Regions from separate parts of the Homo sapiens genome. Here region 2 is linked to region 1. A link is a loop called in an ENCODE intact Hi-C map of the cell type or tissue named here. Cell type or tissue: heart right ventricle. All regions are shown on one strand. Each heading gives the region's core, and the rest is flanking DNA. Links, peaks and the distances in the headings are about the cores only. Region 1 overlaps MGAT5 (alpha-1,6-mannosylglycoprotein 6-beta-N-acetylglucosaminyltransferase). Region 2 overlaps MGAT5 (alpha-1,6-mannosylglycoprotein 6-beta-N-acetylglucosaminyltransferase).

Region 1 (2,500 bases), core at 1-2,500:
CAGTCTGATAAAAGCAGCAGGAAGACAAAGATAAATAGAAAAGAGGAGTTATTTATTTGCGAATTGGTCAGCTACTTTGTACCACACATTGTACAAATCCCACCTATCCTAAGACCTTGCTGCTCAAAGCATGCTCTTCCAACAGCCCACCGGTATCACCTGGATGCTTGTGAGAAAGAGTCTCCGTCTCATCCCAGGTATGAACCAGAGTCTGCATTTTAACAAGATCCTCAGGTGATGTGTGCATTAGTAAGGCTGAGAAGCCATCAGCTATTACTGCCGCAACTTTACAGGCTAGGAACCTGAGGCTCAGGACAGTCAACCACCTTACATGTGGTTAAGTTGCAAGTCTGAACCCCAATGTGTGATTCAGAGGCAACTCTTGTTCTCCTGACGTGGTCAAAGAAAGGCCTCCAGGACATTTACCTTAGCGGCGATCATGTATTATCTTGTATTAAGATCATAGTAGGATCATGAATACATAAGATACTAACCCTGCACCATCACTTGAAGATTCAGTTATGCTCAGTATACTATTTTTAAAGAAACACAGAAATTAAAGTAATATAGTTAACACTTCAATTCCCATATTTCAAAAATCTCTTTTTACAAAGTTGACCAATTTTCCATTCTCTGATGACTTTATTTAAAAGAATGTAGAAGGATTTTGAAATTGACCATACTGGACAGATTGCTGTTCTTCTGGGTACATCTCTAGTGTTAGCAGGAGCGAATGATTAGATGGCCTCAGAGGTAGAGATCAGGGACCCAGAACTGCAGCTTCCTGAGTTAAGAAGAGAGACTTCTATTTGGGATTAGGCTGTTAGTAGTCTCATTTGATATTAAGGGGCTTGGGCAGAGGTGGTTCCTAAGTTGATGCCCCTGGGATTCTGGAGTCTGACGGCAAGATTCCCCTCCCCACCTCAACCTCCCCACCATGTACTATAACATCACGACAAGACCATTGAGTACCTTGGTCATGAATCTGGGGACAGGATATTAAAGGACAAGCCCGCTCCTCCTTAGCTTGTATATTTAATACACTTGTTTTTCTTGATAGGCATTTAGTATCTAGTATTTTAGTAAGTATGTTGATATGACTATAGGAACAGAGTACTTAGATACTGCAAGACCAGAGTGTGAGAAAGGATATATAATCTGGGAAAAGAAAGCTGCCAGAAACTCCAGCAGCTACTTTCTCTTTCTCTCCAGGCTGCAGGAGTTCTATCTGTGTCTTCCACTCTATCAGGCCCTCCACTGCACCCTAATTCTGTCAGGGTGGTGCCTCTCCTTGTGGAGGAATGCATTATCCTCTCAACAGCACCCTCTCCCTGTCAACATTGGTCCTGCTTCATCATGTGGACTCCTGGAAGGCTTCCGCCTCGCCCTCCTGCCACAGACGCATTTTTTTGATTTCTGTTAACATGGCTCACTCTCAGTGACTCTGTTTTCCAACATGAACTGAAGAATCTCATTGATGCAGCTCAGTTTTCTGAGCCAGAATTACAGTTCCAGCCACCAAAAAGCTGGACTGCACTGGGTCAGAGGACAACTCCAGGGTCCAATCAGCCAACATTGGAGGGAGTTACATGGTTGCATTTCCCACTTAAGTGCCGAGGTGAGTAGGGAGATTCCCTCAAGAAGGAGGGTGGTGGGAAGAGTGAAGCAGGATTTATGGCACAGCAGGAATCTTCAGAATTTAAAGTCCTACAATCTGAGGTGAAGGAAGACCTTCCAAAGTCATCTGGTCCAAATTGTGCCCTCCCACATCCTCCAGTTGCAATCCTAAACCTCCCAGGACACAAAGGTGCCACTTCCCTTCCTGAAGCTCTCTGAGGTGAATCGGGATTGGGTAGGGGAGAGGGGAATGGGACACAAGAACAAGATAGGGAAGACGACTGATAAAACATCCTGCTAGCTAAAGCCTATGTTGAACGTAACTTTAGAAATGCGGTTGGAGTAACATCTCACTTAAAAGGCACATTGGTTTTCTGTGTGCATTCACTAAATACTCCAGGACGCACAAGCTTTGGAAAAAGAAACTAAATTCTCACATACTGTGCCGTGTTCTAGAGTTGGAGAAGATGTCCTGAATTCATGTGAAAACTTTATAGGATTTTTCATCTTTTGGGCTTTTTCCAGCACAGAATGCTGGATGTAATAAAATTGAAATAACACCCAGGATTTTTGGGTGTTATTACTCAGGCAAAGATGAATGTGGACACACTGCAACCCAACCTTTTATAATCTTTAGGTGCTGCACAGCACAGGTACACAGAAGCTTGGGCACCCATGGAGTTTTCACACCTCAAAATCTGGAAGGATTTCTAAATCTCACTCCAGATCACTTGAGCAACATGGTTAATGGTTTTGGGATTCCTTTTTTTTTTGAGACAGAGTTTCACTCTTGTTGCCCAGGCTGGAGTGCAATGGCATGGTCTCAGCTCACTGCAACATCCGCCTCCCAGGTACAAGTGGTTCTCCTGTCTCAGCCTCCCAA
Region 2 (13,681 bases), core at 3,335-5,834, 90 kb after region 1:
CACCTTCTGATTAAAACAAACAAGTCTAATTTCAGCATGTCCTATCACCAATACAAAGAACAACCCTGAGTAGACGCACTTTCAAGGTCCCCAGGACAGCCCTGCAGTGTATGTTACTGAGTTCCCCCATCAAGTGGCTGGGGAGGAACATTATTCCCGACAGGGATATATATAGTCTCACTTTTCGAAATGAAACAAGCCATGTATTCCTTGAAGGGTCAGTAATTAGTCCAACAGAATTAGAAATTCTGGGTCCCTGTTTCTTTTCTGCAAGAACTATTCATTCAAAGCAACCTCTCAGGTAGTGGAGGTGGCCTGAATTTTTTTAATCCTACTTACAGGTTTATAATTAGCCACCAAGAAACACAAAATAAATTCTTATTATGGAATCTCAGTTTTCAAAAGTGAAGTGAAACAAAGGCTCTTCCGGTCTTAACAATTTAGCAGTAAACTTTCCAGGTGCTTCTGGGAATTCCAAAAGGATTCAGGGACCTGTCAAAGCACATAAGTGGCAGAAATGGTGATCTAGAAGTGAAAGCATGGCCATCAGCGTCATGGCAAAGGTTCTAGGACACAGTGCCTGACCGGCAGGAGTTGTGTTTAGGAGAGGGAGGAATGTACCCAGCTGGACATTTATTGATAAAAACCTGTGATTTGCCAGACTCCAAGCTCAGCACTGAACTGAAAAGAAAAATATGAGATCCCACCCATGCCTTTGAGGAGCTTACAGACTGGCTGTGAAGACAAGCAAAGAGTGGAAAAGTCCAAGGACACACATGGTAGGAACACAAGGCAAGGACATCACAAACCTCTGGGATGTGAGGGGCATCAAGCAAGTCTTAGGGAGACAGAGCTTCAAATGAGACTTGAAAAAAGTGGTAAAGAAGAGTCAGCCAGAACAACAGAAGCATGCCAGGCTGTGGACAAAAACATGTTAAGTGTGTAAGAGCATGAATAAACTGCAGGCAGGGGTTTGGGCTCGTTCCAAGTGGGGCTGAGGCACATTTGGCCACAGTAGTGCTTAAAATGGAGGCAGAAATTTAGCAGTCCTGAGGCTTTGCCCTCCAAACACTCAGGGAGAGAAAAGCTTGAGTCAGGTTTAGGATAGCTCCAGAAAGCCAAACCATGACATGACCAGGGTCTCTAGTAGCCATATGCATTTTATCTGCTCATCTGAAATCTCTTCAGGGACCCTCTCCTATACCATGAATTCCCAGGGGTGACCCATGTGACCCAGGCCTAGCCAATCAGGATGGAACATGATACTGGTCACTCTGACTGGATCATGAATAGGCATAGAGGCCAAGCCAAGCCAATCATGACCCTGCTCTAGAGAGTTGCCAAAACTTCCTGGAAAGCAGCACAGCCGTCTGGGACTGAAAACTAAAACCTAGAGCCTCCTTGGGACCATCCATCTCTGCCCTCACCATGCAAAGATGGCCTAAGAATGAAGGCAAAATAAAAGACAGAACATATTAACATAGCCTTGAAGGACAGCATCACTTCTGAACTGTATTTTCTTCTTAATGATAAAAAGCAAAACCCTCTTGACAACACAAAGTGAAAACTATACCAACAATGAGAAGAATTTTCGGTAAACATACCAAAAGAAATGGCTTCTGACAGTATCCAATACCTGAGAGGACACAGCTGAGGTTCTTAAAGATGGCTCCCATGTCTGAACCTCTCAACAGCATCCCACAAACTTTCAAATGACATGAGCCCCAAGTTCCCTTTTAGTTTAAGTTAATATAAGCTAAGTGGTTGGCCTCTTGCAACCAAGAGATTATTGACAAAACATGAATTTCGTGATGAGCTAAATATTGATAACAGAGGCACAAAAAGATCAATTTGGGAACTTCAAATTTAAAGTGTTCCAGTGAAACACTATATACAAAATTATTTTCTAATCTATAAAGCACTATACACATATTAATTTCACTATTAGTGGTGATATCCAAATAAGAAGTCACTACAGTGTTCCATTTTTATGTCAATATTCCAAATATGTAACTTTTAAACTGTAATTAACAAATGCTCATACAGTACTGACTTTATGCCAAGCATGTTTCTAAGAACGTTATTGGTCTCACCTAATCCTCCTGACATGGTTTGGCTCTGTGTCCCTACCCAAATCTCATCTCAAATTTTAATCCCATGTCAGGGGAGGGAGCTGGTGGGAGGTGAATGGATTATGGGGGCAGTTTCCCTCATGCTGTTCTCATGGTAGTGAGTTCTCAGGAGAGCAGATGATTTTAAAGTGTGGCACTTCCTTGCTCTCTCGCTCGCTCTCTCCTGTCGCCATGTAAGACGTGCCTTCCTTCCCCTTCCACTATGATTCAAGTTTCCTGATGCCTCCCCAGCCATGTGGAACTCTGAGTCAGTTAAACCTCCTTTCTTTATAAATTACCCAGTCTCAGGTAGTATCTTTATAGCACTGTAAAAATGGACTAATATACCTCCTAACAATACTGTGAAATGGACACTACTATTATTTCCCCCATTTTACAAATGGGGAAACTCAGCCAGAGGAAGGCTAAGAAACTTACCCAAAGTCACACTGCTATGAAGTGGTGGAGCCAGTATTTGAACCGAGCCAGTCTGGTTCCACAGATGCTGCCTTTCATTGTCCCTCATCCCCTCAACACTAGCATCAAAGTTTCAACTGCCTTTAAACCGATATTCTGAAACAAATGGCTTGTGGCTACAGTCCTCATGGAACCTTGTCTCTCTGCTGGGTTGTTTCCTCAATAATGAGTCACCCAGCTATCCTTCAAGCTACACCCTTGGAAATAATTATGACAAATTCTCCCTTGCCCTGTCCCACGGTCTGTCCGTGTCCCCATAACACCAGCTTCACCCTAACGTGGGTCTCAAATTCTTTCTCCCTGGGCCATAGGAACATCTCTAACCCAGGGCATTCTCCTCCTAACTGAAGATTAAATGCAGTCTCTCTCACCCATTCATATGCATTTCACTCCACATGGCCCATAATTATTCTCTGGAAATACAGACCTCACACCTATTCATCCTCCTACTTTAAACCTCTCATCAACTGCCACGGCCCAGGGAACAAAATAGAAACTCCTTCATTTAACATTGAAAATGCATCACAAATCCCAATTAACTCTCTAGTCTCATTTTCTTCAATATTGCTCCAAGTATGCTGTCAAGGGTATTTTCTGATGTAAAGTAGATCTTTGGGGACCTGTCTTGTTTTCTTTAACTTATTTAATTTACTCTCTCATATCTTGATAATTATATACTTTGCTTAAAATAACAAAGAATTTCTTCTAAAACATTCTGCAATTTAAACCCATTCTCTAAGACTACTTTGTACCATTGTTATCCGGAATTAGTGGTCCTTTCACGAGAAGAAATAATTACCTTCTATAGAAGCAGAAGTAAAATGTACATTGCCAAAAGCACACTGTGGGCCAGGAAAGGAGTTCCTTAAGGGCAGGATCCTAAAATAGTCTTCTGGGAGTTTCTAAAATCTCTTTCCTTGGAGGCCTCCAAGACCAGTGGCAAAGCTAAATGAGGTGGAGATTGGCGGGCGGCGGGGGTGGGGGGGCTTGTGAACAGCCTTGCTAGGAAAAGGGAAAGGAACTTTAGGTCTCAGCTGGCAATCAGGAAACTTCAGCGTCTCAGGCGTCTTTCTGCACTAACCATAGGTGAAAATATCTGCTGGCACCAGATTCTAACAGTATCTCATAGATCGGAATTTCACAAACCTGCCACAATTGACATTTGGGGCTGGATACTTCTATTATGGGCAGTGTCTTATATATTGTAGGATGCTTTTTGCAGCATCTCTTGTCCTCATCTATTAGAAATAAATAGGCCAGTCACAGTGGCTCATGCTTGTAATCCCAGCACTTTGGGAGGCTGAGGTGGGAGGATCGTTTGAGCCTAGGAGCCCAACCAGCCTGGGCAACATAGCAAGACCCCATTCTCTACAAAAAATAAGAAAAAAGAATTTGCCGGGCATGATGGCACATTGCCTGTAGTCCCAGCTACTCAGAAGGCTGAGGCGGCAGGGGGTGGGGACATGGAAGGTCGAGGCTGCAAAGAGCTGTGATAGTGCCACTGCATTCTGGCCTGAGCAACAGAGCGAGACTGTCTCAAAAAAAAAAAAAAAAAAAAAAAAAGGAAATAGCACCTCTTCATTTGTGAAAACCAAAATGTGTCCTGACATTGACATGTGTCCCCTGGGGGCAAAATCGCCCACAGCTGTTAATCACTGCTATAAATTCACTTCCTCAAAGATCACCATCACTTCTGAACTGTCTTTCTTCTTCTAAATAAAAACAAAATATCCTTGACCACACAAAGTGAAAACCATACCAACAAAGACAAGCATTTTTCTGTAAAGATACCAAAAGAATAGCTTCTGACAAGGGTCCACATATTTATTGTTACCATTGCAAATAACAAAACAGAAAGTGACAGGTAGATAGACAGAACATATTTGCTTCTTGCTCAACTTAATAGGAAGCCACCTGCAATCTCATCTCTCTCCCGTCTCTCAGTAGCATCTGGGATCTCACTGACATACCAGTATCTGACCCTGGGAAAGTCATCTGCTGAGCCACTGCCCAGGGGTGGAGCTGGGACACTTCAGGTGCTACTTCAACACAAACTGATGACATGGGTACACATACAAGGAAAGAGCACAGGTACAACTAAATTTCAAGGTCCATTAGCAGCACAAAGAGGGGGAAATTGCACTTCCAAATGCAAGCCCTGGAACTCAGCAGGGACATTTTTCATTTTCAACTTTCAAATGGTAAGAATAATAATAATGGTTGCTGTTTTTAAGAACAGCTTCCAAATTCAAATACATTGCACTTCAACCCCAAATACTAGAAAGTGTTGCATATCGCTCCCCACTTTGGAAAAAATGCAGGGTTGCTGTAAGTTCAACTTGGATTAAATACCAGGAAACTGTCGCTTGAGTTATACCTGTACCTTTGATTTTGTGGTTCTGCTTCCCAAGTGACCTTGCAATTATTAAGTCATCACAACACCACTTGGATGCTATCATTATGGTTTTGGCTTTTAAGGAACAGTCAGCACTGGCCAGTTATTCAGCTGACCTTGAATGACAACTCTTTATTGAGAGTATAAATAAATGTGTACACATGCACATACATACACTACCCCGTAGAGAGCTACACAATGTTCTTGTCCTCTAAAGTATCACAATCTAGGATTGTAACTATCACATCTAGGATTGTAACTATCACATCCTATGAAGCCTCCACATCCCATAACCATTGATGGGAAGTTCAGTCCTGACCAACAAAAAAGGCAGTCCCACTTCTTAGGCGGTGTCTGCTAAGGTCTGAGAACTAGGGAAACGAAATACCAAGTCCGACTTCTAGGCAAATCACCACAAATGTAAATTGAGAAGAAGAACTATAAGAAGAAACTCTTCCAGGTGGTGAAACCAAATGCTGTTCCCTCCAATAGAAACCAATCCATGTGAGCAATATTTACTGAATTATCTTCAACAGGTAAGGCTACAATCAAGACACTATGGGCAGAACAAAGATATATCAGACATTCAGTCCTTAGAAGGCAAGCATTTTCATGATCAGATATGTATACTTTTTACCTTTTCCCCATTTCAGGTACATGACAAAGAACCACAGATCCAATCCTATTCGCTCCACTTCCTCACTTAAGATCACAAAACTAGAGAAAGACAGAATGGGTCTTTCTAAAATTCAAAGCATCATTCTAAAAGGAGAGAATTTTGACGAAGGCCCTTCAAGCCCTTTCAGAAAGTGAATATGGAGAAATTAATTTACTGTGTGATTGGTGGAAGGGTGGGGATTTTAAAAATCTGCTTTTTCATTCCTTTGAGTCCCCTTTCTCTTCAACAAGACAAACAGAGCTCAAAAATCCAGTTCAATCTGATTTCTTGATTTTAATAAAGCTCATTTCCACCTAAATTTCCCTAGGGGCAAATTTACTTTCACATTAAAAAACCCTCGGTGATAAATTTGTGAAGATAAGCCATACTGGATAAAAGCTACACAGAACACAGCTAGAGAGAAAAAATAAGGAGACACACAGACACACACACACACACACACACAGAGCTATCCCCCTAAAGAAAATAAATTTAGGGAATCCTTCTTCAATTGCTATGGTACCCAATTTAGAGACAGTTTATAGCCAACCAGAAGATATATTAGCAAGCAATAAGACACAACAATAAGCAATCAGAAACATCAGTGAGCAATAAGACACCAGAGTCAGCTGTAAAGACACACCAGGGAGAACATTTCTGAGCAATTACCGCATGTCTCCATTCAGGAAGGGAGAGAGAAAAACTTTACTTGGCGAGGATTGGAACCCCATAAAACTGAACTCTCACAGCTCAGGAGCCATTCTTGGGTTGACAGAGGGGTCTGAAGACATCAGCATGGTTATGGATCAGAGAGAGGGCAGAAAAGCAAGGAAGGGCTGCTCATAAATGAGAACTGTTCACTTAAGTCCTTGTCCTTCTTTCTGGTACTCTATAGACATGGCAAATCGTTTTTTAAAAATATGTAGTTGACTGACAAGATATAAAGGACCCCCCCCCACCTTCTGGGGGAAATGAAGAAGGCTGTCCAGCATATCTATATCCACTTTGGCCAAGACAGTGTCTATGAAAGGGATGCCTCTGCATGCATGCACGCGCACGCGCGCGCGCACACACACACAGACACACACACACATACACGGGCCAGCTTTTACAAACATTAGCCTGAGAGCAGACACTGAGACAGAGAAATCCTTAATGAGACAGATGATTAAATCTAGGAAACTGGCAGCTCTCTTCTAGGTAAGAAAATGGTAGCATCTTTTTACAGACACATGCCTTTATGATAATTTACAAATGGAAGGAGAGATGGAGTTAACACTCAGAATCTCTTCTCTACATAGCACTAGCAGATCTGAAGCTGAGCTCAGGGGACTCCAGTACCAACAGTCACCCACTCCCAAGTACTTAAACTCAACAAAACCTGTGAAAACCCTTCTCAGAGATGCTAAGAAGATTAAGTAAAATCATGTACATTGGAGGGTCAGGCAGAGGAACTTGTATTTACTGGACAGCTACTAAATGTTAGTTTCCTCTCCTTCCCTGCCTCCCAATTTTTTTCTGAGTCACCCCCACTTTACAGCAACCATGGTTTGTGTCATTTTATGCATGTGTATTCTTTTCCTAATTAGCCAGTAAAAATTATGATGGTATGGACTGTGTCCCACACATACCCGAGAGATGCAAAGACATGCAAATGAGGTTAATCATTAAATGTGTAACTCTAAATTTGCTCCCATTGCCCAAAAAGGAAAAAAAAAACAAAACACAACACTCTGGTTCTTTAAATATTATTAAAAACACAGCACCAGTGGCACATTTAAAGGAGTCCCGCTCAGAGCCATTGGCTTAGAGAACATGATGCTTGTTAAGCGGTACACTAGCTCAATACATACGGCTGGTATATTTCCAGACTTCGTTTGAAAGTAGTCACCAAGTCCTTCCCATTTCCTTCTTAGAGGTGTACCCACGACCCTGTGCTCTGTGGCTTAAAGCCCAGGTAGCAAAGTCCTTGTGAGCCTTGCAACAAACAGGACAGCCAGAGGCAGCAAGATGCCACGATGGGGGAAAGAATGACAGCAGATGTGTTTATAGAGGCTCACAAGCCACAGGACTTCAGAGGCAGTGGAGAACAGCAAAGTTAAAGGCAGAACACTCCATCCCACCTCCAGAAATATGACACAGAACAGTGATGAAACCACATAGGGCCTTTCCAGTAGCATTTTCTACAGGGTACAGGGGTGGCAAGTGGAGACTGAAGAGGCATGGTTCCAGTTATTAAAAAGCAGCTAAACACAGTGGGAGGTTCTCTTGTCTAATTACAGAAGCTGTTGGAAACTGCAAGGAAGACAGGATTTACGGCCTAGATGACACTGCCTCTGTGTTGTAATTAAAAGTTATTTTTAATACCTTTGTTTGGTTGAATACTTTGAATTATTAGAAATATATTTTGCAATTTAAAATTTGCTAAAGGGCAAAGAACATTAAAAAAGGTAATAACAACCACCTTGCATAATGTAAAACAATTAAATGTTTTGACGCTGGGAGGTGGGAAAGGTAAAGAATCTCTCCCACTTAAGTGTGTGAATTTTTACAAGCAAAAGGGAAAGGAAAATAAGCTTAAAAGTATATGAAACAAGATTTTTTTTTAAAGCAGGAACTGATGTCAAAAGTAACCTAGTTACTTACTTTATCTATTAACCAGAGTTTGGCTACCACCCACCAAAAGTATAGACAGCTTGTTCACAACCATTCACCCAAAGCACTGAATCCTAATCCTCAGGCTCTTCACTTTGTCCTGGGTCCCCAGAAAATCGTGGTCACCCTAACAAGAGCAGTCCTGGTTCAAGCACAAAGACCCAGGGGCTGACCTCAGAGCAGTGTGATGGTGGGGGAGTTGCGGGGATGGGGGGGTTCTAATGTGAGCTGCAGGCAACAACATGCAGCGTATAATCTGGGTGTTGTTTTTAGTCAATTTTCCTTGTCTCATCCAATATTCCAGTTTCCAGAAGGAGCCAAACAAAATGCCTCCCAGTGGGAACCGCATGGTGGTGTACATGAGTGGCTACAGAATCTGCCTACGACTAGGCAGGGGTTATCTCCTAAAAGCCATTTCCAGAATTTCTATTTCTCCATATATACATAGGAGGCATTTTCGGCAATGGTGGCTCTTTTTTAACAACAGGGAGGAGAGAACCTATTATACGTAACAGACTTTCAAAATTGTCTGATGGGAGTACGGAGGAGGAAGAACTCTAAAAGGCACAAGCTTCTCAAATAACCTCTGTATTTCATTTAATCTATGCCATGAATCTTCTCTTTACAAGTGAATTCCAGGAGCTCATTAAGAGCAAATGTGTCACACAAACCACCAAATATTATGCATCATGATAAAACTATAAAAAGCATTTTAACATCTGCTATTAAAAAATAAATTTAGACTTATCTTTACAATGGCCATGCCAAGTTTATAGAATTTATATTATGCAGGTTCCAGTAAGAACCACTGCTCTCCTTTATTCTCTTCTTGGTCCAAAGCAGGGTGTGACTCCATATCAGGGCAGAGAATTGCTATTTTTACCTGCCACATTAATTTTCTCAAGTGCAACCAAGCTGGGAACAGCTGTAGTGGAGTTGGTTGAGTTTGTTCCGGTGCCATTGACAACAAGATTGTCCACCTTCGACTCCAACTTGCCAATGCGCTGCAAAATGTTATCTAATAACACAGCAAGGGTTTTCTTCAGATCTGTAAAAGAAAGTGCAGACAATTTTAAAATTCTATGGCCTCTACATATCTGTCTGGCTTGCTCTCTCTTTATCGTGGAGAACAAAACTTCTCAAATGTTTCTGAAGTGATACAAAAGATCTGTCAAACCACATCTGAAAGATGACAAGGGCCGTCTTCAACTGGCCCAGATCCTACTAAATACATCAGTCTGTCGTGGAATGCAAGTCTGGCAATAAGTAACATGGTATAACTATTTCCAGCTACTTGGTCAAGAGAGAAAACTCCTTGTTATTTAGCATCCTGCTATAGCACTACACTGAATTCCTCCTCCTTACAGCACCATAGTTTCTCACACAAAGCTTGACACCCCAAGGGTGCAGCAAGATCCCAAAGTAGCCTCTGGATCAAGTTTGTTATTTTTCGTGTTGCATACTCTAGCATGTCCCAGTTTTTTAAAAAGTGTTTAATTCTGTTAGTTACATACACTAACACTTCATAAAAGCTACAGCTCCAGATTTTCAGGTCTGCTAGGTAACCCAGAGTTGACTATAATCAGATTTAGGAAATATTTAAAATAAAGATTAGTCTCATTCATTTGCTCACAAATATTTATTAAGCTACTACTATGTGCCAGATATTATTCTAGATGCTGGGGATATACTCTCATCGTTCTTACATTTAAGAGTTGGTTCCCTTTCTCACACATCTGACTACACATTAAAGAGTACTGCACTTCCCTCTGGAAAAATTACAGGAACTCCTTCTTCACCCCTATGGATGCATTTACTATTTGTAGACAAGATATTCAAAGAAAAAAGAAAAGATAAGCTTAGACTCTCTCCTCTAAAAATTCATAATCACAGAAAGATATACTGACTTGTATGTGTCAGAAAAGCAGATGGGTGACTGCATAACCATCCACAGAAATAGAATCCAGACCCATTTCTGAATTGGGAGTGGGCCAGGGGAAAAGTGCACAGTGTGGGTAGCAGGACTGAGAAAAGCCCTGAGTTAAGACAAACGGGAAGGTGCCATCTTCCATTCTCCTAAAAACAGAGCAAACTTGTCCCTGAGCAGATGCGGTAATCTGGCCATGAAATAAACACACATGCTCACATAAACAGCACAGATCACAGCCAGCGAATCTCAACAAAGGTGCACCAGCCTGTTCCATTATGCCTCATGAACCAGAAGCAGATGCTGGTGCTGTGCTTCTTGTACAGCTGCAGAATCTTGAGCCAAATAAACCTCTTTTCTTTATAAATTACCCAGGCTCAGGTATTTTTTACAGCAATGCAAAATGGACAACTGTTTTATCTTCACATCCTCCCCATGAGGTAGATGTGACTCCGTTTTACAGATAAGAAAACTGAGGTTCACAGATATTAAATAATGAGCTGATAAAATGAGGGCTTGCCTCAGGACTGCTTAATTCCCTGACATCTCAATGGGACCAATCAGAAGTCAAGAACCTGGGTAGAAAAAAGAAACCAAGGGTGAAGTTCAGAGTCTTTCATCCATAACACAGTGGTTAAGGGCCTGACTTTGGAGCCAGAGTTCCTAGGTTTGAGTCCTACCTCTGGCATTCCTGTTTCCTTACCTGTAAAAGAGGGACATGAACAACACTTCAGCTTTGAGGTTGTCAAGAGGAGTTAAAGAGTTAATATTTATAAGGTGTTTTGAATACTGGCTGGCACATAATAAGCACTGCATAACTGCCTGTTAAATATATAAGTAAAATAAAACCTTTCACTGGAAAATGTTCTCATCCTTCCCAAAGAACTCTCTCCTCAGGTGATGCAAAGCTTCACTGCTTTATCCAAGGGGTCATGAGAGCACTCTCCTCTGCGGTCTGCAGTCCCACGGTCAGCATGACTCAGTTTGTCACAGGCACATCATTAGTTGGCACAGACAGCGGGAGTCAGTCACCTGTTCTGTCACTAAGTCTAATGCATCAACTGGCTCTCCAGAGTTCTGAAGAGTGCCAGAGGCCAGTCACACAGAAGGGGGCAGTCGTGCCAGTGAGAAGTGGCAATGTTCAGTATAAAGAAATACTCTTCAGATATAAAAGATCAATCTCCCCCATTTCAGCCTCTTTGCCTAGAGCCTGTGTCATCAGCCAGCTAGAATCCGAATACAATCTAGAATAGCATTTAACTATCACCGGTAATTGTAGTTGGCCAAGCACAGAAGCCCTGGCCCTCTAGTGTGACTTAACTCAGGATTTCTCAACCTCGGCACTACTGACACTTTGGGCCGGGTAATTCTTTGTCGTGGTGACTGTCCTTGCATTGTAAGATGCTTAGCAGCATCCCTGGTCTCTACTCCCTGAATGACAACAGCAATTATCCAGGTGTGGCAATCAAAAACGTCTCCAGACACTGCTAAATATCCTTTGGAGGGACAAAACTGCCCTGATTTGACAACCGCTGAATTAGGTGCATTCTCTCAACCCCTCTGTATTCCCCACTGCCCCTCTGTGGAGACATGGAGAGAGAACTGTGATAGAGAGGTTACAGGATAGGAAATGCCTACTGAATGAACCTGCATCATGTGTGACTTCCATTCACTGGAGGGACTGCTACAAATACAACAGAAAGTTGCAGTGAGAGAAGTCTGCCTTCCTCCCTATGGGGGAGCTAACAGAACATGAGCCAATGCTGATGGGCTCTCATCAGACTACTGGACACAGTCCCTCAATCCATTGTTATTGGTGATAGTTATTAGTGGAGTATACTCTAGGTAGGATATGAAGTTGTCATACTTACAATTAAGAAGATATTCTCCCTCAATTCTCAAATTACAGTGACCAGTAAATACAACTGACCTACTATCTCTTGTTGACCCCATCTGCCAAAGATTGACCTTCTGTGACTGTGTGACATGGAGTGTAAAAGGGGATTCATAATGAGGAGGAGGGATCACCATCACCACGGCCACCCCAATATAACCTCCTCCACTTATTGAACTTTCTATATGCCAGGCAGTGTGCTGAGCACTTTACATGAACTAATTCATTTAATCCTACCAAGACAGTCTGAGGAGCATGTGATCATCCCTATGCCCCTCTTAACAAATGAATAAATCACAGCACAGAGAGGCTAAATAACTTAGCAGAGGTGATTACAGATCCAGGACTCAAACCCAGTCTGGTTCCAGGGCTGATGGCTCTTACCCACCATGCTTCACCACCTCTTAAGAACTACAATGGACCTGTCCACCAGCAAGCATCTCTGACTTGCTCCCCCTGAATCTACTTGTTAGGGAATAACCTCTGGGATTTTGCCATGTGTTTGTGTAACAACATATACCAATCACTCTTAAGACTCACTCATGTCCCTGTCCTGTGGTAACTCTGTCCACCCGACCCAGTATCACTAAACATCCACCAGCTGACACTGGAGACTACCAGATACATCAAGTGATCCAAGATTTTTTTAAAATTAAGACTCTTTCTTTATCTTCTCCCTTAAAATGAAGACGGAATATAAGCCTACTAAAAACCTTGAATTCTCTAAGCACTTTACCTAGGTAGGCATGTTTTCTCTCCCAATATGAAAGAAAAAAGTTCATTTTCAACTCAAGCAGCTACCTGAGTCACCATTTCAAAGCAGCCAACCCAAGATTAAGGATGTTGTTAATAAAAAACACAATGACAGAGATGACGCCAAGCCCATATCTGTATCATTATACAGTGCTAGGCACATTAAGCATGTGTTACGTAAGTGAACAAATGAATGAGTGAAACAAACTATAGTACTCTCACAAATAAGGCTCAATAAATTATACCTTTCCGGGCAATGAAATTATTTTGCACCTTTGTATTTTACTGTTAAACCTCCAAAAACTGTTAACAGTTTTATCACAACTTTAAAGAAATAACAGGCTGGCGCGGCGGCTCACGCCTGTAATCCTAGCACTTTGGGAGGCCGAGGCAGGCGGATCACCTGAGGTCAGGAGTTAGAGACCGGCCTGACCAACATGGTGAAACTCCGTCTCTCCAAAAAATACAAAAAATAGCTGGGCATGGTGGCGTGTGCCTGTAGTCCCAACTACTCGGAAAGCTGAGGCAGGAGAATCGCTTGAACCTGGGAGGTGGAGGTTGCAGTGAGCCAAGATTGCACCGCTGCACTCCAGCCTGGGTAACAGAGCCAGAGCAATACTCCATCTCAAATAAACAAAAATAAAATAAAATAAAGAAATAACAGTATTTTTGTGTTTTAATCTTTTTTTTTTTTTTTTTGAGATGGAGTCTTGCTCTGTGGCCAAGGCTGGAGTGCAGTGGCACGATTTCAGCTCACTGCATCTGCCTCCTGGGTTCAAGCAGTTCTCCTGCCTCAGCCTCCTGAGTAGCT

Evidence for each region. Hi-C counts contacts between places; a loop is a spot of excess contacts. Peaks named below come from ENCODE experiments on the same cell type or tissue, not always from the same donor. Only the 100,000 strongest peaks of a DNase experiment are listed, where the experiment ranks them.
Region 2: a loop joins it to region 1, with 1.8 times the contacts of the local background. A loop is called at or near these places in 7 of 110 quality-filtered maps.

The regions. Positions count from the first base shown.
Region 1 is chr2:134,364,391-134,366,890 of GRCh38, reverse strand. All of the region lies in intron 10 of MGAT5 (alpha-1,6-mannosylglycoprotein 6-beta-N-acetylglucosaminyltransferase), which reads right to left. Among named protein-coding and RNA genes, the nearest start is that of MGAT5, 110 kb to the right of the region's middle. In heart right ventricle, for the core only: a CTCF peak has its summit at 1,347; no DNase peak of the experiment used is centred there; H3K27ac peaks cover 306 bases.
Region 2 is chr2:134,266,049-134,279,729 of GRCh38, reverse strand. It overlaps MGAT5 (alpha-1,6-mannosylglycoprotein 6-beta-N-acetylglucosaminyltransferase), which reads right to left. Exons shown (of 16, transcript NM_002410.5): 2 at 9,180-9,344. Among named protein-coding and RNA genes, the nearest start is that of MGAT5, 19 kb to the right of the region's middle. In heart right ventricle, for the core only: no CTCF peak of the experiment used is centred there; no DNase peak of the experiment used is centred there; H3K27ac peaks cover 1,159 bases.